Linked DNA regions of Homo sapiens: region 1 is linked to region 2. A link is an interaction called in ENCODE POLR2A ChIA-PET data of the cell type or tissue named here. Cell type or tissue: Caco-2. All regions are shown on one strand. Each heading gives the region's core, and the rest is flanking DNA. Links, peaks and the distances in the headings are about the cores only. Region 1 has its middle 11 kb from the start of LINC01447. Region 2 overlaps LINC02902 (long intergenic non-protein coding RNA 2902).

Region 1 (16,981 bases), core at 6,434-11,433, 54 kb before region 2:
GAGAGACAATCCAAGGTTTAGGTGCAAAGATGTTCAGGGCAGCATTGTTTATAATTATGAGAAATATAACAATCAGAAAACATTTCCTGAGGACACTATGGTCAGGGAGCAGTTTCTGTGTTTTAAAGGAATAGCCTGCTGTGGTTTTGAATAGTTGTGTCCCCTCTAAAACTCATGTTGAAACGTAATCCCCAATGCAACAGTGTTAAGAGGTGTGGCCTAATTAGGAGGTGATTGAGTCATGAAGGCTCTGACAACCTGATGGGATTAGATGCCCTTAGGAAAAGCCCTGGTGGAGGGAGTAAGTTCCCTGGTTGGCCCCTTTGGTTCCTCCCACCTTGTAAGGACACCATGTTCCTCCCCTTGGTCGTATGCAGCAATAAGACACCATTTTGGAAGAGCAGACCAGGCTGTCCCCAGGCACTGAACCTGCTGCGACCTTAATCTTGGACTTTTCAGCCTCTAGAACTGTTGATAAAATACATTTCTGCTCTTTATAAATTATTCAGTCTCTGGTTTCTTGTTATAGCAGCACAAACAGTCAAAGACATAGCCTATTGAGACAGGAATTATAATTGTTCCCATTTCCCAGGCAGCAAAACAGGAACTCTAAGAGGGCAGGTTTGAACTCAACCTGCATGGGATTGGCAAGGTGAAAATGATGGCTTCAGGCCGGGAGCAGTGGCTCACGCCTGTAATCACAACAATTTGGGAGGCCAAGGTGGGCGGATCACCTGAGGTTAGGAATTCGAGACTAGCCTGGCCAACATGGTGAAACCCCTTCTCTACTAAAAAAAAAAAAAAAAAAAAATACAAAGATTAGCCGGGCATGGTAGTGCACACCTGTAGTCCCAGCTACTCAGGAGGCTGAGACAGGAGAATCTCTTGAACCCTGGAGGGGGAGGTTGCAGTGAGCAGAGATCGTGCCACTGCACTCCAGCTTGGGCGACAGAGCGATAATCTGTCTCAGGAAAAAATAAATAAAATAAAATGATGGCTTCAAAAAATTTTCTTAGAAGATTTTGCTCAAACAATCTAAAGTTATGCAGAAAAGACATGCTTACATAGATAAAAACATGCTTAGAAGGAACCTTGGGCAGTGGGCATGGTGGCTCACACCTGTAATCCCAGCATTTTGGGAGGCCGAGGCAGGCAGATCACAAGGTCAGGAGATTGAGACCATCCTGGCCAACATGGTGAAACCCCATCTCTACTAAAAATACAAAAATTAGCCAGGCGTGGTGGTGTGCACCTGCGGGAGGCTGAGGCAGGAGAATCACTTGAACCCAGGAGGCAGAGGTTGCAGTGAGCCAGTGAGAGGTGAAGCCAGCTGGATTTCCTGGGTTGAGTGGGGACTTGGACAACTTTTCTGTCCAGCTAAAGTATTGTAAACACACCAATCAGCCCTCAGTGTCTAGCTAAAGGATTGTAAACACACCAATCGGCACTCTGTAAAAATGCACCAATCAGCGCTCTGTGTCTAGCTAAAGGATTGTACACGCACCAATCACAGCTCTGTAAAATGGACTAACCAGTGCTCTGTAAAATGGACCCATCAGTGCTCCGTAAAATGGACCAATCAGCAGGACGTGGGTGGGGCCAAATAAGGGAATAAAAGCTGGCCACCAGAGCCAGCAGCAGCAACCTGCTCAGGTCCCCTTCCAGGCTGTAGAAGCTTTGTTCTTTTGCTCTTCACAATAAATCTTGCTGCTGTTCATTCTTTGGGTCCACACTACCTTTATGAGCTGTAACACTCACCATGAGGGTCTGTGGCTTCATTCCTGAAGTCAGTGAGACCACGAACCCACCAAGAGGAACAAACAACTCTGGACACGCCACCGTTAAGAGTTGTAACACTCACTGCGAAGGTCCGTGGCTTCACTTCTGAGGTCAGTGAGACCACGAACCCACCAGAAGGAAGAAACTCCGGACACATCTGAACATCTGAAGGAACAAACTTCGGACACATCTTTAAGAGCTGTAACACTCACTGCAAGGGTCTGCAGCTTCATTCTTGAAGTCATAGAGACCAAGAACCCACCAGAAAGAATAAATTCTGGACACATGGAGATCGTGCCATTGCACTCCAGCCTGGAGGCAGAGGGAGACTCTGTCTCGAAAAAAAAAAAAAGGAACCTTGCAAGAAGTAAACATGTTAATGGTGACAACCAGGATTGTCCCTTGGGGGTAGGATTACTGGCAATTGTTAAGGCACCTTAGACTTTTCCTTCATTTTCTAGTTTCCCACTGTGGGGTTACATTACTTTCATGATGTGAAAAACCCATGCTACTTGCCAATGACTTAAATTATATATTCGACTGGGCACAGTGGCTCACACCTCTAATCCCAACACTTTGGGAGGCTGTGGTGGGCAGATAGTTTGAGCCCAGGAGTTCAAGACCAACCTGGGCAATACAGTGAGACCCCATCTCTACAAAAAATGTAGAAACATCATCCACAAAATATGTAGAGACATCCTCATGCCGGTAGCCCAAGCTACTCAGGAAGCTGGGACAAGAGGTTCACTTGAGCCTGGGAGGCAGAGGTTACTGTGAGCCAAGATCGCACCACTGCTCTCCAGCCTGAGTGATAGAGCAAGACTCTGTCTCCAATAAATGAGTGAATGATATGTTCTTGCAGTATTGGACCTGTTGGCATCTAAATATCTCACCTCAAAGATTATAGAAGTGCTGTTCTGGATGTTGCTATCCCTGTGAAACCTTCTCCAACCCCCGCCCTCCCTCCTTGGCTTAATTGCGGATACTGTTTCCAAGTAAAGCAAATTTCATTTCTCCAAATTAAAGTGACATGAAGCAGGTTTTTCACCCTGGTCAGCCCTTGCCACATAGTTGGGATGCCAGAATTCTTTCAAATAGCATGGAAAGTCCCAAAGACCAAACTAGAGTTCAACCTCTAAGTAAATAACTTCTCTTGCCAACATTCCTTTCTGGGGTGAGCCTTCCAATTTTTTTCATGCAAGTCAGTCTGTAAACTCTGCACAGCCAGCCTGGTGAGGCCCTACAGTAAACAGCGCACCTCCACTCCATATACGTGATTAAGGAGCTGGGGTCCAGACCTCAAAGTGTCCTCAACATGCGTTCAGGAAGAGCCATTTGTTACCTATGGTAGACTGCTGAAGCTGATGGTGACTTACTTAGAAAGTAATGAAACAGGACAGGCGCAGTGGCTCACGCCTGTAATCCCAGCACTTTGGGAGGCCAAGGCAGGTGGATCTCCTGAGTTCAGGAGTTCGAGGCCAACCTGACCAACATGGTGAAACCCCGTCTTTACTAAAAATACAAAAATTAGCCAGGCATGGTGGCAGGCACCTGTAATCCCAGCTACTCGGGAGGGTGAGACATGAGAATAGCTTGAACCTGGGAGGCGAAGGTTGATTGCGCCATTGCACTCCAGCCTGGGCAACACAGCAAGACTCTGTCTCAAAAAAAATAAAAAATAAAAACAAAAGTAATGAAACAGGCCAGGTGCAGTGGCTCAGGCCTATAATCCCGGCAGTTTGGGAGACCGAGGCAGGTGGATCACGAGGTCAGGAGATTGAGACCATCCTGGCCAACATGACTTTTTTTTGAGACAAAGAAAGAGAGAGAGAGAGAGAGGGAGGCAGGGAGGGAGGGAGGGAGAAAGAAAGAAATGAAAGAAAAGAAAGAGAAAGAAAGAGAAAGTAATGAAATAGCAGAGGCAAAGTGATGTCTCCAGCAATGGGGTTCTCATTCCCTTTCCTACTGATGCCTGTACTACTCTGGTTAAAAAGAGTAAACTCACTCACAACCCTGGGCCCTCCATCCTGTGTGCTGCAATGGAGTGAAAGTTTGGAAATTCCAACTAAGAAATTAAACATTGAGCAAAGAGTCTGCTTTCTCCAGTATTGGGTATAAAGTCAAATGGCATTAGGGCTGAGGGCCTCGTATGGCATCTTTGCCTGGGTGGACTGGCTGGTGCAGTGAGTTCAGGGTACAGAAGGCACTGAGGAGCCAATGCAATCTGGGGTCTGGGGTCAGTAGGACAGGGCTTGTCAAAAGTACGAACATTAAGAGGGTTCTGTGGCAGGGGTGGGGTAAGGGAAGACTCCGAAGGCTGGAGCAGAAGCATTGGCAGCAGCGCCGTGACTGGGCCAGTCAGCTTTATTCTCTGCTGGCTGTTGGTACTCTGGCTGAATATGAACAAGCCTGGGACACTGGTGCTGACTGGTCACAGTTGCGATGGTCAGACAGTCAATACCTGCGGGTAAAGCCTGTCTCTGATTAAGATGGAGACTGCTAGGCTAGGATTCCTCCCCAGGCTCCTCTTGTCTGTCATCTGCTTATGAACTTTCTAAATTTGGCCCGGCACAGTGGCTCACGCCTGTAATCCCAGCACTTTGGGAGGCCAAGGCGGGTGGATCATGAAGTCAGGAGTTCGAGACCAGCCTGGCCAACATGGCGAAACCTCGTCTCTGCTAAAAATACAAAAATTAGCCAGCTGTGGTGGCAGGCGCCCGTAATCCCGGCTACTCCAGAGGCTGAGGCAGGAGAACTGCTTGAGCCTGGGAGGTGGAGGTTGCAGTGAGCAGAGATTGCGCCACTGCACTCCAGCCTTGGTGACAGACCAAACTCTATCTCAAAAACAAACAAACAAAAAAAATTTCTACATTTATAAATGGTGTTTTAAAAAGAAAAAGAAACCTGGAACATTGCTATGGGCTGAGTTGCGCCTCCTAAAATCCCAAGGTTGATGTCCCAACCACAGTGCCTTAGTGTGTGACTGAATGTGAGATAGGATCTTTAAAGAGGTAATTAAGGCCAGGCTTGGTGGCTCACGCCTGTAATCCCAGCATTTTGGGAGGCTGAGGCAGGCAGATCATGAGGTCAGGAGATTGAGACCAGCCTGACCAACATGGTGAAACCCCGTGTCTACTAAAATACAAAAAATTAGCCAGGCGTGGTGGGGTGTGCCTGTAGTCCCAGCTACTCCGGAGGCTGAGGCAGGGGAATTGCTTGAACCCGGGAGGTGGAGGTTGCAGTGAGCTGAGATTGCTCCACTGCACTCCAGCCTGGCGACAGAGTGAGACTCTGTCTCAAAAAATAAATAAATAAATAAAAATAAGGAGGTAATTAAAGTTTAATGAGGTCATTAGGGTGGGCCCTAATGTAATATGACTGGTGTCTTTAAAACAAGAGGACATTAGGACACAGATACACACAGAGGGACAACACCTGGGGAAGGTGGCATCTACAAGCCCAGGAGACAGGCCCCAGAAGAAACCAACTCGGCCCATACCTGGATCTCAGACTTTCAGCTTCCAAAACTGAGAATAAACTTATACTGTTCAAGCTTCCCTGTCTGCAGTATTTCCTTTTTTTTTTTTTTTTTTTGAGACAGAGTCTCACTGTGTCGCCCAGGCTGGAGTGCAGTAGTGCAGTCTTGACTCACTGCAACCTCCACCTCCCGGGTTCAAGCAATTCTCCTGTCTCAGCCTCCTGAGTGGCTGGGACTGTAGGTGCTCACCACCACACCTGGCTAATTTTTGTATTTTTAGTAGAGATAGGGTTTCACCATATGGGTCAGACTGGTCTCAAACTCCTGACCTCAGGTGATCCACCCACCTCGCCTCTCAAAGTGCTGGGATTACAAGCCTGAGCCGCCACATCCTGCCTGTAGTATTTTCTTACTGCAACTTAGCAAGCTACAATATGAAGCAAAAATACAGACATGAAGCATGAAGTATACATTTGCTTTAATTATCTATGTATGCTCTATGCCACATCTGCCATGTACTACTTTAAAGCCATGTACAGGCCTGTACAGGGACACTCAGCACAGTGTCACATATGTAGATCTAAGCACCTGAGTCATTTTCAAGGACACTTGCTTTTGGGGTCCCAGAGCCTAGGACAGTCATTTGAATCTGCTGTACACACGTTCTCAAAAACACCCACCCCAAGTGGTGTGTTTACTGATCATGCCATCTCAGAGTGAATGTCACCGCCAACCTAACCAGAGATACACAGCGAGTGCCCTCCAGGAAGGTCCTTAACCTTTCCAGCATCCTTAGATGATCTGTTCTTGCTCCATCAAACAAGTGAGCAGAGGAATGTGGCCCTCAGAACAATTGCATCCAGGGAGCGAAGACTGAATCTGGTCTCAGGCAGGGTAAAGATTTGTCTCCGCCTCACTCTCCCTGAGTGGTCAGAAAGCGGCCCTGTGATGGTGAGCAGTCTAAAGGTGGAGGTGCGTGCAAGTGCCCGGTGTGAGCAGGTCAGCCCCGCGCTGGTCAGCTCTTCACTGACTCCCTCCACTGCAGATCTGGAAGTGTGGGTGCTGTACTCAGACAGGAATGTCATCAAGCCGAAGAGCACCTTCTACTGGAGTTCAGGTAAGGTTTTTGCTCCAGACATTTTTCATCTGTAGAATGTTAATATCTAGACATTAAACATTCATATAATCATAAGAGTTTTCCAGGCCCCCTATATATGCAAATGGTAAATAACTTAATTATAGTCAGAAAATCGATAGGTGAAAGTAAAAAGTTCCATTTATAATGTTACTGAGATTAGTAACATTCAGAAATTGAAAATCTGCTTTTAGATTTTTTCCCAACAAATTTTATCTATGAAGTAAAATAGGTTCCTCGGCTCCCTTCTCTTGAAGGCAGAGTAAATGAATATTTATAAGTCACTTTTCACATCCTTACAGGGCACTTCACAACCCTTGTTTTATTAGGGACAAAGCACTCTGTAGTGAGAAATAATCAGTGTTGCGATGTTGGTCATCCTTATGTGCCTATTATCTTTTTTTTCTTTTTTTTTTTTTTGAGACAGAGTCTCACTCTGTAACACCCAGGCTGGAGTGCAGTGGCACGATCTTGGCTCTTGTCTGTCCACTGGTTAAAGCGATACTCCTGCCTCAGCCTCCCGAGTAGCTGAGATTACAGGCGCCCGCCACCATGCCTGGCTAACTTTTGTGTTTTTTGTTTCTTAGTAGAGACAGGGTTTCACCGTGTTGGCCAGGCTGGTCTCGAACTCCTGACCTCAAATGACCCACCTCTGCCTCCCAAAGTGCTGGGATTCCAGGCGTGAGCCACCGCACCAGGACCCCCTTATGTGCCCATTATCTACGAGGCTCAGTATAGGATTTATCTCACCAAAATCTGACCCTAACCCTACATGGTTCCCAGAGAAGTGATTGCTAATTATTATTAACACATGGAACAACTATAATAGTTATTATTATTTTGAACACAGTCTTGCTCTGTCACCCAGACTGGAGTGCAGTGGTGCAATCTTGGCTAACTGCAACCTCCATCTCCCGGATTCAAGTGATTCTCCTGCCTCAGCCTCCTCAGTAGCTGGGATTACAGGCACGCACCACCAAGCCTGGCTAATTTTTCTATTTTTAGTAGAGATGGGGTCTCACCATGTTGGCCAGGCTGGTCTCGAACTCCTGGCCTCAAATGATCCACCCACCTCAGCCTCCCAAAGTGTTAGGATTATAGGTATGAGCTGCGGTGCTCAGCCACATTGAACAATTATAGCATGGCAGGTGCTTATGTGAATCAGCTGCTCAAGTCTTCATAACCAACCCATGGAGAAGGAAGGGCCTCTCACTGTGACCCCACATTGTCAATGGAGAAACAAACGCCGAGACCAAGAACCTCACCGGGCGTGCTGGCTGGCGTCTATAGTCCCAACTACTCAGGAGGCTGAGGCAGGGGAATCGCTTGAACCCAGGAGGCGTAGGTTGCAGTTAGCTGAGATTGCGCCACTGCACTCCAGCCTGGCAACAAGGCAAGACTCTGTCTCAAAAAAAAAAAAGGCCCTGGAGTGGACAGTGGCAGAACTGGGGTATGATGCTGGAGATTGACGCTGAGCGACAAGTCACCACATCCCCCACCTACCTTCCCTCCACACATTTCCTAACTTGCCCCACGTCAAAGAGTTATCAGTAACTATACCACAGTTGTTTTGATGATTGCAAAGAGCAAGAATGGGAATAAATCCCTTCTTGATGTCTCAGCCCTCATGTGGATTTGGCGGAGGCCAAGAGCTGGCTTCATCAGCTTCTGTTTATGAGCAGAGCTTCCAAGGCCTGTCTGTGCAGAGAGAGCTTGAATACATCCCAGGAAAGACCACGAGTGAGGCGCTCATTCAGCAGAAGGGTTTTACAGAATGGCTTGGAATATGTGAAGGCCCACGGAGCTGGAGCGGAGGGAGCCAGGCATCAGTTGCCCTGTCTGAACCTTCAAGAAGGCTGAGGGCTCTGCCTTCCTTGTTCATCTAACTCTGCAAGTTTTGGGGACAGGGAAAAAGTGTTACTATTTCCACAGCTGATCCAGTTCTTACAAAGCCTCGAGCTTGGAAAGAAAGAGAGGGAGAAAACCTTCAGCCCTATCACTGATTTCAGAGTGCAGAGCAGGCTGCCAGGGGCTCTCCAGGCAAAGGCAGCGGCAGTGGCCTCCCTATTGCCCTGCTGGGAGCAGGCTCATCCCTCACCATCCCTCCTCTTCTCATTTCTACCCCCAGGAGCTCAGTTAGTTGCTGCTGGCTCGTTTCTATTTACACAACTGGAAAAGTAATGTGTGGTCTCTCCCAAACAGTTGGGCGATCTGTGTAATTATGCAACAGTAGAAAACAGCAGCTCTGTTTGGAAAGCAGGGTTATGATCTCCTAGCTGGGGATTGTTTATGGAGATGAATCTCATGGCAGGCTCAATTTCCTTAAGCAGCTCCTCTCCCTGCCAGGTCAGGTCCTTCCCTGGTCACAGACTGCACTGTCTTCTGGAGTCTTGGCTGTCCTGGACATAAGCCATTTCTAGTGAGTGGTATGTACCACCTTCCATTCTGCAGTTCTAAGGAGGAATCTGGAAGCATTCACAGCTAATCGTCTCTATGGGTGCCCCCACTACCGTGCCCCTCTGCCCCGGGAACACACAGCTATTGCCATTTGCCTCACACCAGCCCTCTTCCAGTTCCAAAACGTTCAAAGTGATTGCTCGGCAAGAGAAAGGTTGCCTATCCTGCACGAGGCGCTGTGTTTCTCCAGCTCTATAATATACTGGTGGTTTACAATGTCACCATCAGGAACAATTCCCGGCAGAGGGTAATCGGCCAAAAGGACAAGTCAAATCAACACAGGCAAACAGCCAAGCCCAGGTGGCAGGGTCGGTCTGCAGAGGAGGCTGAGCATTTATATGGAGGCCTGAAGGTTTGTCCTTGAAAAGGCAAATTGTCTAGATATCAGGTTAGCATCTGGTGGGTGTGTTGAAGAATTACAAGCTGGTAGTTAAAGGGCAATTGCTTTTCCTTGAGACAAAAATGGCCTAAGTGGTTAGATGGAAAGGGCAAGGGAGATATTGGAATGGTGAGCCCATGAAAGACACAGACTTGGGTCCTGGAGACGGGCCCCACTCCTGTGAGCCAGGGCACTGGCCTGGGGGATCCCAAACCGGCAAGTCAGCCGCCGACAGCACTGTCTGCTCCTCAGCCCATCCTCAGGGCTCCATAGAAGCCTCTCTGTCACCGTGTCTCAGAGACTTTTTTTTTTTTTTTTTTAAGATGGAGTCTCACTCTGTCGCCCAGGCTGGAGTGCAGGGGCATGATCTCGGCTCACTGCAACCTCCGCCTCTTGGGTTCAAGCAATTCTCCAGCCTCAGCCTCCTGAATAGCGGGGATTACAGGCCTGCGCCACCATGCCCGGCTAATTTTTGTATTTTTAGTAAAGATGGGGTTTCACCATGTTGGCCAGGCTGGTCTCAAACTCCTGACCTCGTGATCCGCCCGCCTCAGCCTCCCAAAGTGCTGGGATTACAGGCGTGAGCCACTGCACCTAGCAAGGATTGTTTTTAATAATAATGGAGCCCAGGCGAGGTGGCTCACACCTGTAACCCCAGCACTTTGGGAGGAAAAGGCGGGTGGATCACCAGGTCAGGAGATCAAGACCATCCTGGCCAACATGGCGAAACCCCATCTCTACTAAAAATACAAAAATTACCCAGGCGTAGTGGTGTGCGCCTGTAGTCCCAGCTACTCAGGAGGCTGAGGCAGGAGAATCGCTTGAACCCGGGAGGCAGATGGTGCAGTGAGCCGAGATTGTGCCACTGCACTCCAGCCTGGCAAAGAGCGAGACTCCATCTCAAAATAATAATAATAATAATAATAATAATAATAATAAGAAGAAGAAGAAGAAGAAGAAGAAGAAGAAGAAGAAGGAGAAGAATGGGAAATGGGGCAAATGCAGAAATTACAGCAACTGCTCATATTCCTAGCACACAGAGATTAAAGAACAGGGAATATCTAGGTTTACTTCCTGTGACATTGGGTTTAATGTATATTTGATGCTTGAATCTTGCTCCTTCTTCTTTTTTTTTTTTTTTTGATACGGAGTCTCTCTCTGTTGCCCAGGCTGGAGTGCAGTGGCGCGATCTTGGCTCACTGCAAGCTCCGCCTCCTGGGTTCACGCCATTCTCCTGCCTCAACCTCCCGAGTAGCTGGGACTACAGGCGCCCACCACCATGCCCAGCTAATTTTTTTGTATTTTTAGAAGAGACAGGGTTTCACTGTGTTAGCCAGGATGGTCTCGATCTCCTGACCTCGTGACCTGCCCGCTTCAGCCTCCGAAAGTGCTGGGATTACAGGCATGAGCCACTGCGCCCGGCCACATTGCAGATTTTTTATTTCTAATTATTGTGGATAATACTGTGGTGAATAACTTGCTATCAAATGCATTTCTCACACACTCCCATTTTTTGGATTATATTTTAATATACTTTTTTTCTCACATGGAAGAGTACTAGGACAAACATTATGAAAACTCTGGAAAAACACTTTAAAGAGGTGGATTTTTTTTTTTTTTTCCTTAGGACAGCAGAGGTCGGACCTTTCCTCTTCCCCGCACCAACACCAGCTCCATGTGCATTTATTGTTGGATTTTAACACCCGTGTCCTCCCTCCCTCTCCCCAGTGTTCTTTCACAGCTTTGCCCACTGGCAAAGATGGATATCTTGTTGTATAAAATGGAAAAAAGCAGAAATTGTGAAGATTAGACCTACCTTCCTTCCTTCCTTCCTTCCTTCTTTTCCTTCCTCCCTTTCTCCCTCTCCCTCCTTCCCTCTTTCTTTCTTTTTGCAAAGATTAGGATTCTCTCTGGGTTTTCTAGAAAGCAAGTATCACTGAGCAATGGGCTCACACTAGTTACGCATAGAAGCCAATATTATAGCATCAGCTTTTGTGAAAAGAAAAAGCTTTATTGCAAGGTTGACTGGCAAGGAGACAGGAGGCAGTGCTGAAATCTGTCTCCCCAGGCTGGGATCTGGGGGCAGGTTTTATAGGCAGAGAACAACTATGAGGGAGATAGGAAACTGCAACAGGCGTGACTGGACTGGGTCATGCAAAGAGGTGGTGCTAGGTTCTTGGCTTTTAAGTTTGTACTGCAACAAAACAGGGCATCCTCGCTTCTTAACTTGGACCTCGTTCCTCGATGGACTGCATGTGGTTCTGCACGTGATTGTCTTTTTCATTCTGGTTGGCTCTGGCATCACCAATCAGGCATGCTTGGTTTATCTGGGCATGCTCAAGTTATGTGACTTACAACCCTCGTGTCCACTGCAAATGAAAAACAGCTCATCTTTTCGTTTCATTTTGTTACTGACAAAATGGAACCAGGCTGAACTGTTTCTGCAGTGAAGGATACATGCCCCACTCAGTCCCCGGCAGTGCTAGGCAAGGCGATAGAGGCAGCAGAGGGAGTGAGTACTGGCACTAACCTTCCACAGAAGGACAGAATTTTTTTTTTTTTTTTTGAGATGGAGTCTCACTGTGTCTGTCGCCAGGCTGGAGTACAGTGGCAAAATCTCGGCTCACTGCATCCTCTGCCTCCTGGGTTCAAGCAATTCTCCTGCCTCAGCCTCCCAAGTAGCTGGGATTACAGGTGCACACTACCACTCCCAGCTAATTTTTGTATTTTTAGTAGAGATGGGGTTTCACCATGTTGGCAGGATGGTCTTGATCTCTTGACCTCATGATCCACCTGCCTCGGCCTCCCAAAGTGCTGGGATTACAGGCATGAGCCACCGCACCTGGCCAGGACAGAATTTTAACTGGTAGCTTTTCCGAAGATCTGGCTCAGTAAAGACTAGTAGGAGTAACTGCTCCTAGTAGTGACTAGTTGGGGAAAATCTTGGTGGATATCTGCTTGTGTGCAACCCCTAACACAAAAATGTACCTGAGCCTGGTGTTAGCTGTTGCAGATGCTTGGGACAGCGGGAAAACAGAGCAATTTGGAGCCATCTGTAAAATGTCCATCTTCAGGAGTACACACAGTTGCACCAAAGAGCTGGGCCCCGAGCTTGTGGAACTGAAGGGCCTAGGAAAGAGCCCTGGCCTTTTCAGCAGACAAAGCAGAGGACAGAGGATATGCTGAGTAATCGAATGGCTGGCCCCAAGCAGCAGCAGTGCTTTCCAGGCAGGTGGGCTGGCCGTTGTGGGCAGGACAGAGCCCTCACACCTGGATGGCTCGTGCAGCAGGATGCCTGTTGTTCCTGGCACAGGCAGGTGTAGAACCTCTCCTTCCACAATGCCATGCTGTATGCCACCGCTCAGCATAAAACCAGCTTTCTCCTGTGCTGCCAAACCCCTGCCAGTCCTCCTCTGGCCAAGATCTCTGCCTTTGAGAAGCTCCGGGCCCTCAGTGGAGCTGAAGGCCCTCTTTGTGCTGCCCCAGACTTGGCCCGTGGCTCTATGACTGCACTCAAGGACCCTAGATGTCCATGCTGACCCCACCAGCCCAACCTCACCCCTAGGCCATGGGCAACCAGAAAGGCTGGCCCATTATCTCTATTCCCATCTTGCCAACACTGGTCTGATTATCAAACGAGGGAACACAGGAGAAAGGACACTTCGGCTGACCAGTGCAGTGCCCGTGCAGTAGAAAGGCATACTTCCTGATAGCACCAGCCTGGCCAGAGAGAAATCGAGTCTCCCCACTTCCTATTCGGGAACTCATGAATTCACCCTCTTACCTTAAATGACTTATAAGTGACTGAAATCAATTTAATGTTTAAAATAATTTCAATAGGCCAGGCACAGTGGCTCATGCCTGTAATCCCAGCACTTTGGGAGGCCGAGGTGGGTGGATCATGAGGTCAGGAGATCGAGACCATCCTGGCTAACATGGTGAAACCTCGTCTCTACTAAAAATACAAAAAATTGGCCGGGCCTGATGGCGGGCGGCTGTAGTCCCAGCTACTCGGGAGGCTGAGGTAGGAGAATGGCATGTACCCGGGAGGCAGAGCTTGCAGTGAGCTGAGATCGCGCCACTGCATTCTAGCCTGGGCAACAGAGTAAGACTCTGTCTAAAAATATATATATATATATAAAATAAAATAAAATAAAATAAACATAGCTTCACTTAATATCTGAATGTGTTATGCTATCTTAAAGGGTAAGCCTAGTAACAACAAGCAGTCAAGACACTGGTGACAACAAACTCTGTGGGAGCCCAGCTCCTGCCACTCTCTGCTTAGGGAAGAGTTCATGCTCACTCTAACTCTGTTTCCTTGTCTGTGAGCTTAGGACTGTTCTAGTTAACTATTGTTGAACAACAAAACCAACCCAAAACTTCATGGCTGTAAACAATAATCGTTTATTACTTTTTATTTATTCTTTTTTTTGAATTAGGGTCTCCCTTTGTCACCCAGGCTGGAGTGCAGTGGTGTGATCTCGCCTTCTGCAATCTCAAACTCCTGGGCTCAAGTGATCTTTTCACCTCAGCCTTCCTAGTAGCTGGGACTAAAGCACATGGTATCATGCCTGACTAATTTTTAAAAAATTGTTTGTGGAGATGGGGTCTCATGTTGCCCGGGATGGTCTAGAACTCCTGGGCTAAGGTGATCCACCTGCCTCAGCCTCCCAAAGTGCTGGGATTACAGGCATGAGCCACTGTGCCCGGCTCACTTATTACTATTATGTCTCCTAGTCCTAGGGGCTAATGGGCTCAGGTCAGCAGCGCTGACTCAGGTCTCTGGTCCCCATGGGTGTGCTCAGACTGGGGCTGGAGCTGGGTTGTGTTGAAGGCTCTTCCCTCCCTGTGTGGTACCTGTGTTGCAGGACTCAAACAGCTGGGGATCTTTAGCCCTCTCTCTCTCCCTTCTCTCCATGTGGCCCCTCCAGCATGGTGGCTTCAGGGTGACTGGGCTTGAGGGTAGCACGACAGGCCCAGAGTTCTACAGGCACAACCCTGAGAGGGACTAAGCTGAGTGGAAGCCATATTCTAGGCCTTGGAAGGAGCGTGCCTGAGCCAGATAGTACCAGCCTCCAGGAACTGATCATTAAATGTTCAAAAATGTTGGGGTGCCTGTTAATCACAGGCACCATTAAGATTTAACAAAAACTTACAGTTACATTGTATTAAAATCAAAGGCAATATATTCTTTGTCACTTCCAAATGATTTTTTACCATATATTACTGTTATTTATGCTTTTGGAGTTATTTACATCGATCTTATCTATAGAGTGGAAATACCATTAATGGTGTGTTAATGCACATGTCTTTCCAGCTTCATGTTCAGTGACATCATCTTAGTAGCCTGAAACCCACCATGGGCATATTTACACCCCAGCAAGTGGCAGTTGTACAAATCAAAGCCTTAATATTTTTTTCCAGTTGTAAAATTTTGTTTAAAGAAATCTTGGCCCAGCGCAGTGGCTCACGCCTGTAATTCCAGCATCATGGGAGGCTGAGGAGGGTGGATCACGAGGTCAGGAGATGGAGACCATCCTGGTTAACATGGTGAAACCCCATCTCTACTAAAAATGAAGATAATTAGCCAGGCGTGGTGGCAAGTGCCTGTAGTCCCAGCTACTCGGGAGGCTGAGGCAGGAGAATCGCTAGAACCCTTGAGGCAGAGGTTGCAGTGAGCCGAGATCGCACCACTGCACTCCAGCCTGGATGGCAGAACGAGACTCCATCTCAAAAAAAAAAAAAGAAAAAAGAATATTTAGCCAAATTAACTTTAAAAGAGTTTAATTGAGCAAAGAATGATTCGCAAATCAGGCAGCCTCCAGAGTCAGAGACTCCAGTGTAGCTACATGGTAGAAGATTTATGGACATATAAAGGAAAGTGACATACAGAAAACAGAAGTGAGGCACAGAAACAGCTGGATTGGTGACAGCTCGGTGTTTGCCTTATTTGAACATGGTTTGCATAGTTGACAACCTTTTTTTTAGAAATGGAGTCTCACTCCATCACCCAGGCTGGAGTGCAATGGAGCAATCTTGGCTCACTGCAACCTCTGCCTCTCAGCTTCAAGCAATTCTCCTGCCTCGGCCTCCCCAGTAGCTAGGATTACAGGCGCCCGCCACCCACCCAGCTAATTTTTTGTGTTTTCAGTAGAGACGGGGTTTTGCCATGTTGGTCAGGCTGGTCTTGAACTCCTGACCTCAAGTGATGCACCCGCCTCGGCCTCCCAAAGTGCTGGGATTACAGGTGTGAGCCACTGCGCCTGGCCAATAGGCAACCTTCAATTGGCCAAAACTCAGTGACAGCACAAGAGTAGGCTACAGTCTGTATATAACTCCATTTAGGCTCCAGTTCACATAATGTACAGATAAACCTTTAGGCCAAACTTAAAATATGTAAGTAGCAGCTTTAGGCTAAACTTGATGGAACAATATCTACTGGTGCCTGTTGGCCATTTCCTACTAGTCAGAGTGGTCATGACTGCTTTCTAGATGCAAGGGAGGTCCTCTGTGGGAGGACAGCGCTGTGTGAGAGCACGTGAATGGGATACATACATCACGGCAGCCCTCTTTGGGGAGTCACAACCTGCCACGGGGATAGTGGAAGAATTGATGTAATTTATGGAAAGTGTTTTACCTAGTATGGAGGATATGAATTCTTCAATAAATGGCAGCTAGTTATTATTACATATCTGCTGGGCCTAATATTTGTCCCCTCCCCAGTTCATATGCTGAAACCTAATTGTAAAGTCATAGTAAAAGGAAGCAGGGCCTTTGGAAGGTATAAGGTTAGAAGGGCTCTGTTCGACCGGGCGCGGTGGCTCATGCCTGTAATCCCAGCACTTTGGGAGTCCGAGGCGGGCAGATCACGACGTCAGGAGATTGAGACCATCCTGGGTAACACAGTGAAACCCCGTCTCTACTAAAAATACAAATAAATTGGCTGGGCGTGGTGGCAGGCACCTGTAGTCCCAGCTACTGGAGAGGCTGAGGTAGGAGAATGGCATGAACCCGGGAGGCGGAGCTTGCGGTGAGCTGAGATCGCGCCACTGCACTCCAGCCTGGGCGACAGAGCGAGACTCCGTCTCAAAAAAAAAAAAAAAGAAAAGAAAAAGAAGGGCTCTGTTCCTGTGCTCTCGTGAATGGGATTAGTGCCCTTAAAAAAGAGGCTCCAGAGAGCCACCTGCCCGTTCTGTCATCCAAGGTCACAACAAGGCGGCTCCATCTTTGAAGCAGAGAATGGGCCCTCATCAGATGCTGAATCTGCTGGTGGCTTGATCTTGGACTTTCCAGCCTCCAGAATTATAAGAAATAACATTTCTGTTGTTCATAAATTACCCAGTCTAACGTATTTTGTTACAGCAGCCTGAACAAACTAAAAAATGCCTATGTATCTTTACTTGTATGGCAGGAAAACTCTGGGATATGGGGTTCCATGAGCCTGTTGGCACCACAAAATGGTACTTGCTATTGAGATGGAAGTGGGGAAGGGAAGGGCGTGGTCCCTTTAAATGATACGGAAGGTAAGTGCTGGGTAGAGGAGGGCATGGTTCCTGGCTAAGGCTCTACTCCCAGGCCTGCGCCTATGGACCTAGGTGAGGACAGGCATTTTTTGTTTTCCTGCCCAAATGTTGCATTTCCCAAGACCACCCTGGCCTGCCATGCCCCCATCCTGTGCCTGTAAAAATCCGGAGACCCTAGCAGGCAGACACACAAGCAGCTGGACGTCAAGAGGAACACATAGGCAGCT
Region 2 (11,580 bases), core at 6,352-11,351:
GGCCACAATTAACAGATGAAAAAGGCGAAGATCCAGGTGTGTTTGGAACTTGGGCCAGGTTAGGGGGTTACACAGGCTCAAGAACTGCCTTTCACTTGTTTAGATTCAGTCAAGACCAGAACAAAGAGAAACACGGAGATTTCTGTCCAGGAGTGGGCCTTCAGGGACTGCATAGCTTCTCAGTGCTCGACTTGCGTGATGGGATAAGTGCTCTTAGAGCTCACTCACCCCTTCTGTCATGTGAAGACACAGGGAGATGGCATCATCAATGAACGAGAAAGTGGGCCCTCCCCAGACAGCGAATGTCCTGGCACCTTAATCTTGGACTTTCAGCCACTAGAACTGCAAGAAATAAATTTCTGTTGTGTGCGAGCCATCCAGTCCATGGTACTTTGTTACAGCAGCCTGAAGGTACTAGCAAGCCTTAAGAAAAGTATCAGAAAATGGCCGGGCGTGATGGCTCACGCCTGTAATCCCAGGGCCTTGGGAGGCCGAGGCAGGTGGATCACGAGGTGAGGAGATCGAGACCATCCTGGCTAACACGGTGAAATCCCGTCTCTACTAAAAATATAAAAAATTAGCCGGGCGTGGTAGTGGGCGCCTGTAGTCCCAGCTACTCCGGAGGCTGAGGCAGGAGAATGTCGTGAACCCAGGAGGCGGAGGTGGCAGTGAGTGGAGATCGTGCCACTGCACTCCAGCCTGGGCAACAGAGCAAGACTCCGTCCCCCCCCGCAAAAAAAAGAAAGAAAATGGTCAACCTGTCTCAAGAGCCTCAAGATATTCTCACTAAGGTGTTGTTGATACCCTTGGACGTCTCTTTCTGTACACACATGCACTTGAGCACATGCGTCTTTTCACAGTAGCCCACTGTGCATGCTGCTTGCCACACACCTGACAGTGTCAGTCTTGGTAGGTGGTGTTGGGGGTATGTCAAGGGCTCCCCGTGACCTCCAAGATGTAGCCACTTCTGGCCCTCACCCACTGCCCTTCCAGACGCGTCTCCCAGCTAGCCCTGCACCCCCTGCTCTGAGCACCTCATCTTGCAGACACGGACACCTTCCCCTTGATCTCCTCTGTTCCTTTGGCGCTGCTGCTCTGCTGCCTGGCTGCCTTTTCCCATCTATGAATAGCGTAATTAGATTCTCCTGTAATGAAGTGAGTGGGACTTTGGAGGCCTCCATTCCCATTTTGTCCCTGTCCTGACTTCCTCACATCCCCTCCGGGACTGTCCCTCTATGTGACCTTTGGCCTTCAAGCTTCTTGCCATTGCATCTTCGCTCAACCTGTGCCTTCTCTCTGGAATGCCTCTCCCACCTTCTCTGTGCATCAAGGCCTTATTTACTCCCGAACTCAGCCTGCAGGATTCTACATAGAATTAAACTTCCCTCCTCTGGAGGCCTGTGTACTTGCTGATTGAATTAGTCAAGTGTCTTTGGTACAAGTGGTCAAGGGCATGAACTGGGTGCGGGACGGCCTGGGTCTATATCTTACTCTGCCGCTCTGTAGCTGTCAAAATTGGAACATCTCTGTGCCTCACTCTTCTTATCCTTAAAATGGGGTTAATGGCTGGGTGCGTGGCTCATGCCTGTAATCCCAGCACTTTGGAAGGCCGTGGCAGGCAGATCACGAGGTGAGGAGATGGAGACCATCCTGGCCAACATGGTGAAACCCCGTCTCTGCTAAAAATACAAAAATCAGCTGGGCGTGGCGGTGCATGCCTGTAGTCCCAGCTACTCGGGAGGCTGAGGCAGCAGAATTGCTTGAACCCGGGAGGCGGAGATTGCAGTGAGCCAAGATCGCACCATTGCACCCCAGCCTGGGTGACAGAGTGAGATTCTGTCTTAAAAAAAAATATGGGGTTAATATCTGAGTTCCTTGTAGGGATGTGTGATCATTCATTGAATGGAAATGTGGGAAGTATTTAACACTTGACACAGGGTAAGCACTAGATGAGTATGGCAGTTGCTGCACTTATCTCCTTGTGTTCTAGTTGGTTTTTACCCTTTTGTATGTACCCCAATCCCAGACCCCCACAATGACAGCTACCCGAGAGCAGAAGCCATATTCATGTTTACATTCCCAGTGCCTTATCTATGGGTTGGTACAAGGGAGGTTCCCCCAAATGTGGCTGGTGAATGGGTGGCTTTGTTCCAGGCCATTGATGCACCCTCCATGGCTGAATGGAAATTAGAATCCCCACCTGAGTTACCTCAGATATTCCCATTTCTAGATTACAGGAAAAGTTCCCGTGCTCTTAGGAAAAGGAAGCTCATAGTCACCAGGAAGTATACCTAGTACTTTCATGGATGCTATTCAGTTTAACCTTCTCCTAAATGCCTGCTCTTATTGTGCAGGTAAGGAAACAACTTCAGAGAAGTTAAGCAACTTGCCCAGGCCACACAGCTATTCACCAAAGAGGTAATATTTGAGTTCAGGGCTGGGTGCCCCTAAGCCAGCACACCTTCTTACTTGTTACTCATTTGTAAATTCCATGGTGGGTGGAGGATATATCCTGGAGAGGGTATTGAGTGGTTCGGGATTTACTAAAACCCCTCTTGCTTTACACAGAGCTGATGCTGAGTCTTTCAGAGGAGTGCCTGCAGCATTTAAAAAATGCAGAGAAGTGTTCAGAGCCTGCTGGGGAAGCAGGGAGCTGCTATTTCTGTTCAAGGCAATCAGTGAGGCTGGACCTGCCCAGAATTCATGTGGAATCACCCTAGAGAAGGCTGGTGGCTTGGAAGACACTGGATCTCACTGGCTCAGCTGGGCACGGTGCAAGGTGCTATACATAAATGGTTTCACTGACCCCTGGAAGGATGCTCAGGCCTGGATACTCATTGTGAGCTGCAAAAAAGGAAAGGGGACCCCTGAGAGGGAAGGCAGGAACTAGGGCTCATGGCCAGAGGTGTGGAGCTGCATTGAAATCTCTTGAGTGGGATGCCCATGCTTCCCCACCAGATCCCAGAAACTCAACGTAGTGTCCTGATGTCCTGACTGGCTCTGCAGAAGCCCAGGTGTCACTCCGGGTGAGTGGGCTCAGATCCTCCACGGTCTACATCCTCCAGGCACTCTGGGCATCCCCGTCCTCTGGGTGGGGACAGCTTTCTAGCTGTGCTGGGTGAGGGTGATTATAGCCAGCAATCCTGGCTGGGCCTTCGTTCTTGATCCCCGGTAAAGGCAGGGGCTACAGGGTGCCCTGGTGCACAGAGGCTCACTGGCTGCTCAAGGTCTCCTCCCACAACCATCTACATCCTGACTCAGCGCTGAATTGTGATGCTCTGGAGGACAAGGCTGGTGCTCCCACAGTGTGTACCTGCCTTCCTGGAGGCCAGGATGCCAAGAACTGCCTCCTAGCCACCCGCTTCTTCCAGGCCCTTAGAACTCCAGCCAGAGGGCTGCCTGTAGGGCCTGCTTCTGTGCAGCTGCTCAGAGCAGTGACAGCACTCCTTACCCCGTCCCTGTCTACCCCACAAGTGCTGCCTGCTTACTTGGGTCGTGTCCATGCTGGCCTCTGCTCTTGGGGCCTGGGGAGCCAGAGCCACCAAGGACGGACAGGCCAGACTCAGGAAGCAGCCTGTGGTGGGGCAGCCCACCTACACTCGCCCCTCCCTTGAGCCTTCTCACCCGGCAGCATCCCTGCTGGATGCAGGTTCCCTCCATGCCTCCACCCAGGGGCATCCCCACCCCTCATTGCGACCGTCTCCAGAGCCCTTCCTTCCCTGCACCATCCCTGCTCCTTCATCTCCTGCCCTTTGCCTGCCCTACCTGTCGCCTCAGCAGGCACTCACATGGGCACATCTTGGCCTCCCTCCTGAGGGCCCTGCCCAGACCAGCCAAAGGAAGGCAACCTCAGGCGGCACCAGGCAGTGACTGGGCAGTGGGGACAAGGACCACAATGCCCGTGGCTGTAGGTGTCATGGGTTGGGGAGGGGGTGTGGGTTCCTGGACCTTTGCCCTGGTCCTGGGGTGGGCAGGTGGGGTTCCTGGTTGACCCTGCACACAGCCTCCGGGGTGGTCTCCAGAGGACTGTGCAGTGGGGGCAGCCAGTGGCAGCCTAAAGAGTGCAGGATGGGGGTGGGGGGTGCCCACTGAAACAAATGCTCAAGAGCAGCTGGTTATGGCAGGACTTTAAGTATATATTCCTGTACATCTTTTCAAACATATACACAAAGCAATTCACATTTTCATATACTGGAAAGGCAGGCTAACTTTTCATTTTCCTGCAACATGTGCATAGTAATAAAAAATTCTGGCCGAGCGCAGTGGCTCACCCCTGTAATCCCAGCACTTTGGCAGGCCAAGGTGGGCGGATCACAAGGTCAGGGGTTCGAGATTAGCCTGACCAACATGGTGAAATCCCGTCTCTACTAAAAATACAAAAATTAGCCGGGCGTGGTGGCATACACCTGTAATCCCAGCTACTCAGGAGGCTGAGGCAGGAGAATTGCATGAACATGGGAGGCAGAGGTTGCAGTGAGCCGAGACTGCGCCACTGCACCCCAGGCTGGGTGACAGAGCTAGACTCAGTCTCAAAAAAAAAAAAAAGTTCTATAGCCTTCTTCCAGTTTCTCCCCCCAATTAAATGTAATAACAATCTAATCAGTGCACTGAAAGTTAAGATAATAGAAAAAATTTCATCCAGAATCCCATCACCCACATGTTACCGAGGGAGAAATTTTACCACCTCTTGTTTCAGGCCAGTTCAGGCAGGTGTACATTGTCTCAGAAGGGAGATATTTCTTTCGTCTGATACTGGAGAGTCACCAGAGTCGCCAGACAACAGGACAGGACACTCATCTTGCCCACAGGCTAGGTTTGCTGGATGTCACTAGGTTTGCCAGACACCAACTCTTGTCAGAGTTATTCCATTTGCCTGTTTGGAAAAGGCAGCCTTCACCCCTGCATTCCTAGCTCCTGGGCTGACGGCCTGCCTGACATCTGAGGGTAGTGGAGTGAGGTTGGCACTTGCCCTGCGCTGAGAGTGGAGGGGAGATAATGGTTTAGGTGGGAAAGTACAGCCCCTCCAGCTTCAGGGATCAGCTCACAGCAGGGGGAAAAGTCCTAGAGGAAGACTGGGGTGGGGCATGTCTGCTCACTCACAAAAGCAGATTCATTATTACAGGGCCTTTAAAGAGGGATGTGTGTGGGTAGATGGGATCCTCACCGAGGTGTGACCTGCTTTTTCTAGTGTTTGCGAGGATGTCTCATTAACCTGCAGGAAAGTGCTGGTTTCAATTCGATGGTTTGTTTTCTGTTCTGTTTCCTTTCTGTTACAAACACAAAGGGTACATTAAAGAGCCTTTCCCCATCATCTTGTTTTTTAAAAAATATTTTTTTACTTGTTAGAGTTTATTTTAATTATGGAAAGAATTCAAATCCATAGCAACACATAGCTAATGACAAACAATTCCGAAAACATTTTAGGAAGAGCAACACATTGACTTTTCCTTTTTGAAACGTGTAAGAAGGTGTTCATTATTGCAGTGCCCTGCTTATGCCTCAAGACTTGCTTAGTGCTGTCCTCCAAGAATACCGCTCTGTCCCCTTCAGGATGGACAGGGCCCCACTGTCGTTCCCCTCCTACGTCCTTCATAAAACTCATCAAGTAATGTTTTCACATGGCCCTCTCCCTCCCAGATATGAGCAAGGAACTCATCTGCTGAGCTCACATCCAGAAACGAAGATATCAGTTAAAACAAATAGGCTGGATGTGGTGGCTCACGCCTGTAATTCCAGCACTTCAGGAGGCCGAGGCGCTCAGATCACCTGAGGTCAGGAGGAGTTCGAGAACAGCCTGGCCACCATGGTGAAACCCCATCTCTACTAAAAATACAAAAATTAGCCAGCGTGGTGGCATGCACCTGAAATCTTAGCTACTCATGAGGCTGAGGCACAAGAATCCCTTGAACTCGGTAGGCGGAGGTTGCAGTGAGCCAAGATCGCACCACTGCATTCCAGCCTGGGCGACAGAGCAAGACTCCGTCTCAAAATAAAAAAAAAAAAAAGAAAGAAAGAAAATTTGTGCATAGTCAGACTTATTAAATTTAGGAACTGCATAATCATGAAGACTGTATCCCAAGAAAATTAAATGGCTGGCCAATTTGATGAACCATTTCCTGAGCTTGGTCAATTGAATATAAACAGTGGTGCTTTCTCAGCATAAACATTCTAAATGTGGATAGGAAGTGTGCTGTGCAGGACGGACAGATTATTCTTTTAACTAGATACATCTGGAGAGTCCCTTGGTCATTCCATGAATTTGTAGGGAAAAGACCTTCCTGACCAGGAGACCAATTCTTCTTGGCCAAATTGGGCATGATGCCAGCCTATAACATCGTCAAACACAGCAGAAGATTCAGAGAGAGGCAAATTAAAAGTGATAAGGAGCTATCCATTTTTGCCATATATATATATATATATATATATATATATATATATATATATATATATATATATATACACACACACACAGAGAGAGAGAGAGAGAGAGAGAGAGACAGATGGAGTCTCACTCTGTTGCCCAGGCTGGAGTGCGGTGGCATGATCTTGGCTCACTGCAATCTCTGCCTCCCGGGATCAAGCAGTTCTCTGCCTCAGCCTCCCGAGTAGCTGGGATTACAGGTGCCTGCCACCACACATGGCTAATTTTTGTATTTTTAGTAGAGACGGGGTTTCAATATTTTGACTAGGCTAGTCTTGAACTTCTGATCTCGTGATCCACCTGCCTCGGCCTCCCAAAATGCTGGGATTACGGGCGTGAGCCACTGTGCCCAGCCAACAATGAATCATTTTATGATCAGAGAACAGCAGAGTGATAAGCAGCAGAGCTAACAGTTCTGTTCCAGAGCCAGGTGTGAGGCTCGGTGTTTGGATTGTCTTACTTCCAAGCCATATGGCATCCTACAAGGTGAGCAAAAAAGATCTATTTCCACTGTGAAGAAACCGACATTTAAGTAACAAATTAGTAGGAGAAGGAATGAACTTTTGAACATGGGGCTTTCCTTCCCATTTCAGGTCTCATTCTTTCCATCATGCCACATGCTTTGCAGAGTCTGTGAACTACTAGAAGATGAGTAGCTAACCCGTATGCCTCAGGGTTCATAAAAGTAACAAAGAAGGGTCTCTTAAATTCCTTAAGAAATACTTTTTCAGGCGTATCGGAATTCATAAATGTGGTAACATCCCATTAAAATGTCAAGCATCTGCTTTTGGTTGAAATTGTGTCTAACTTTTTAAATACCAATTGACACCAGCGATTAGTTTTTGGTGAATTGTGTTGCCTCTGGAGATATAGTTTCCAGAGCCACAGCTCAGGTATCAAAGTTCCTGAAATGAAATTGATCTAGCTGGGGATCAGGCCAAGCATATTAAAATAGGGTGGCTATGAGGACAGCGAGGTCGGGGGAGGAAGAGGGCAGAGACGGGCAAGAATATAACTTAGGCCTGACCTTGACTCCCCAAGGCCCCCGATCTGATGTCCCCCTCATGTCTCAGTCTTGCAAGACATTGCCCCAAAACACACCCCCAAGCTCCTTTCTTCAGTTTTTAGAAAATTAGCAAATATTGAGCTGGAATAACCATTAGCGACCATCTGGTCCAAACTCATTATCTGAAATTGGAAGACACTGAAACACAGGGGAAAGAATGACATTTCTGCTGTTCCTGTTGCTGGCTGTGCAGAATACAATGCTTCCTGCATGGACAATAGCAGGAATTATTTTACATGGGAAGAAACTGAAGCTCAGCAAGGTTTGCTAATTTTCTCAAGACACTCAAGATGTTCATTTTCCACAGGACAGCCTCTCTGGGTCTCTTCCAACCTCTCTCTGTCCAATTCTGAGCTGGAGGCTAAGTCTAAGAATGGGACCAAATTCCCTACATAGAAGTGAGATTTTAACCCAGGTCTTTTGGTTTTAGGGTTTATTCCCTTTTCATTGTCTTTAAAGGATTGCTATAACTGAATAACCTCAACAATAAAATTAGATTCATTTTTAAGGCATTGAAAGATATTTATCTGAGGAATGCATTTATTTGCTGTTTACTGAAGAACAACTCTAGATGCTAACAGTATCAAGATGACTAAGAGATAGTTCTGGGCCAGGCGCAGTGGCTCATGCCTGTAATCCCAACACTTTGGGAGGCCGAGGTGTGCAGATCACAAGGTCAGGGGTTCGAGACCATCCTGGCTAACATGGTGAAACCCTGTCTCTACTAAAAATACAAAAAAATTAGCCGGGCATGGTGGCGGGCGCCTGTAGTCCCAGCTACTCAGGAGGCTGAGGCAGGAGAATGGCGTGAACCCGAGAGGCAGAGCTTGCAGTGAGCTGAGATTGCACCACTGCACTCCAGCCTGGGTGACAGAGCAAGACGCCGTCTCAAAAAAAAAAAAAAGGCAGTCCTTAGATCCACGGAGAATGTAGACCTTTACCACCCTCACAGCTCAATCCAACAAATAGACATTCATCCTATCACTTATTGGTTACTTATTAAATCCTCATGGCATACCAGACATTGTGCGAAGACACAGGGCTGTCAGACAGAGACTTACAAGAAGCTTAGGGGGAGCAAGCGCTGGGGCACAAGTTACTGTTGCAACAGAGGGAGCTCGTGGTGGGCAGCATGGGGATACTGGGGCCTCTCTGACTATGGACTGGGCAATGGGAGAGGTCTCAGCAGTCCAGGGACTTCTCAAGGGACATCATCTGACAACATGTGAGCCAATTGTCCCCGCCTCATTTCTCTCTGCATGTTCCTTTAGAGAAAAAAGAGATGGAATTACACCTACAAAAGTGTTGCAACAAACAGGCTAATTCACCAAGAAAGACTTTTCTGGGACTTTTCCCTGTCACTTGCACCAGCTCCTAGTGGGAGATAGACCCATATATGGGGCCATGTTGCCCAAATCCAATCACCATCTGTGGCTCAAGTTCTGTTCTTTGCTGGTCTGAGCAGGTGCTAAAGAGGACTGGAAATTAGAATTTGACAGTACTGAGGAAACTGGGTTTTCCAATTCATTCTTTCGTCGGTGCATTCATTCATCAGCACTATGAGCAGTTCGCAAGGGTCAGGCATGGACGGATGCCTGGGGATACAGATACAGACGAAAACAGACTGTGCCCGGGAGAAATGCTTACTCTCATGGGACCAGTGGAAGGGCTGAGGGGCAATTGTGGTTGAGTGCTGCTCTGTTTTTTTTTGTTCTTTTTTTTTTTTTTGAGACAGAGTCTTGCTCTGTCACCCAGGCTGGAGTGCAGTGGCGCCATCTCGGCTCACTGCAAGTTCTGCCTCCCACGTCCACGCCATTCTCCTGCCTCAGCGTCCCGAGTAGCTGGTACTACAGGCACCCGCCACCATGCCCGGCTAACGTTTTGTATTTTTAGTAGAGACGGGGTTTCACCGTGTTAGCCAGGATGGTCTTGATCTCCTGACCTCGTGATCTGCCCACCTTGGCCTCCCAAAGTGCTGGGATTACAGGTGTGAGCCACCGCGCCCGGCCACGAGTGCTGCTCTGTTTTCAAGGAGCCGCCTCTGCCAGCTGCTCCTCTCCAGGCCTTCTCCAACGATCTGCCCACTAAAAGGTGAAAACAACAAAAACAAAAACAAATTTTCCCACAAAATCAATTTCTTACATCACAAATTTAATGAGCATGATTATAGCTTGACTGATGGAAAATAAGTAAGCAGGGTCTTCTACCATAATTCATTAGCTAATGCATGTTATGCATGCATGTATATATGTGTGCCCACTTTGTTCCAGACAGGATTCAAAATCACTTACAAAGGAAAATACGATACTTTAGTTAATTGATTCTCTGGCTTTTCTTGGAAATTTGCATTCTTCTTTAGAATATAAAGTGCTGGATTGGCAGCAGAAGAAAACGAGAACAGAACCCCCCTTACCTGCTGCAGGGTTTGGACAGGCTGCTAGGCCTCAGGTTCTCCTGCTGAATGAACCCTTTGTACCATCTGTGCATAACTGACCGGGGCCAGGAGGAACTATGGAAATGCTGCCTCAGCCCGAATGTCAATTCTACATTCCAGCAGAATGTCTCAAACATCACATGTACTTTAAGGGAATTCAGTTTTCAACCAGCTCCTACATGACATCCACCTGCCTTAGCCTCCCAAAGTGCTGGGATTGCAGGCATAAGCCACCGCGCCAGGCCGAGTGAGCCTTCTTGCACGGTACGTATATTCAGATACAATGAAGGTAGGTTCATGATAAAAAAAAATGTTGTTTTTCTTTTCTTGCTATTTTTTTTTTGTCATTGGCATATCAACTTTCAGAATGACCTAAACCTTCAAGAATCATACTGTTAAAAGTCTGTGAAAAATATGAGCCATTCCTGGAATAGTAAGAGTTCAGTTCATGGCAGCGGCTGTGATGATTATTCAGACAGTGCAGTTATGGACTCTAAAGTGCTGTAATCAAACATGGTTAACTGCAAAGGCGGACCTAGTCCTGCTGCAGTCCTCTGGATTGGTAACTCCAAGGAGCCCAAGGGACCAGTTCTTCTGGTTTCCCTATGTGGAGACCCGGGGGCCTTGGCCCTTGGCTGAAGGTGGGACATTGATCTCAGCCTTACAGCACAGGCTTTCCCTGACTGGCCTACAAGGACACAAGCCATGTTGGTCATTCTCACCCATGAGTCCCTTTTTGATGAGTACTGGGGCCTAAGGCTGAGGGCCGTGACACTTCCTAGTGAGTAGGACCTCAGCAGCATGTACTGGTCCTATAAAGCCGACCTGCTGGCTCTGTCCTGCAGGGGCCCTAACATGTACCACGCAAGAAGTCTCACTCGGCCGGGTATGGTGGCTCATGCCTGTAATCCCAGCACTTTGGGAGGCCAAGGAGGGTGGGTCACTTGAGGTCAGAAGTTCGAGACCAGCCTGTTCAACATGGCGAAACCCTGTCTCTACGAAAAATACAAAAAAATTAGCTGGGCATAGTGGTGCATACCTCTAGTCCCAGCTACTCCAGCCTGGGTGACAGAGTGAGACTCTGTCCAAAAAAAAAAAGAAGTCTCACTCAAGGAGGTTGCAGCATTATGGTGGCAGGATGAGGTAACCGAGTTAAAGCTGGGATCAGCCTTCCCTGTTGGAGGTACACAGGCCCTGTAGGACCCCTGGTCTTGAGTCCTTCTCCATTGTCAAACTCAGATACCCTCTTTAAGGCCCAAGTCAAACTTTACCTTAGGGAGAAGGGGCACAGATCTTCCTAATACCTGAGTGTGAGGCAGACCCTCCCCTTTGCTGCTCCCACAGGGCTTTGTGCTGCCCTCAGGAGCATTCAGCCCTGGAGTCTGCAGAGCTGCTGTGCGTGTAGCCTCGCTCTCTTGGTTCATGCAGGCATGTAGCCGACCCTCAGCCGAAACACAGAGCCCATTTTCTCCATAAAGAAAAGGTGAGTTGGCCAGGCGCAGTGGCTCATGCCTGTAATCTCAGCACTTTGGGAGGCCGAGGTGGGCGAATCACGAGGTCAGGAGTTCGAGACCAGCCTGGCCAGCATGGTGAAACCCCATCCCTACCAAAAATACAAAATGTTAGCTGGGTGTGGTGGCAGGCGCCTATAATCCCAGC

The links. Peaks named below come from ENCODE experiments on the same cell type or tissue, not always from the same donor. Only the 100,000 strongest peaks of a DNase experiment are listed, where the experiment ranks them.
Region 1: POLR2A ChIA-PET joins it to region 2 with 5 read pairs; 10 of 35 experiments call an interaction of 5 or more read pairs at or near these places.

What each region holds. Positions count from the first base shown.
Region 1 is chr7:47,602,196-47,619,176 of GRCh38, forward strand. No RefSeq gene overlaps it. Among named protein-coding and RNA genes, the nearest start is that of LINC01447, 11 kb to the right of the region's middle. RefSeq lists a silencer at 8,673-8,914 and enhancers at 12,025-12,571, 12,572-13,116. In Caco-2, for the core only: no CTCF peak of the experiment used is centred there; no DNase peak of the experiment used is centred there.
Region 2 is chr7:47,656,339-47,667,918 of GRCh38, forward strand. LINC02902 (long intergenic non-protein coding RNA 2902) reads left to right here. Exons shown (of 3, transcript NR_171030.1): 2 at 2,355-2,418; 3 at 2,569-5,310. Among named protein-coding and RNA genes, the nearest start is that of LINC02902, 6.9 kb to the left of the region's middle. RefSeq lists an enhancer at 3,521-4,061. In Caco-2, for the core only: no CTCF peak of the experiment used is centred there; DNase peaks (open chromatin) are centred at 8,563 and 10,528.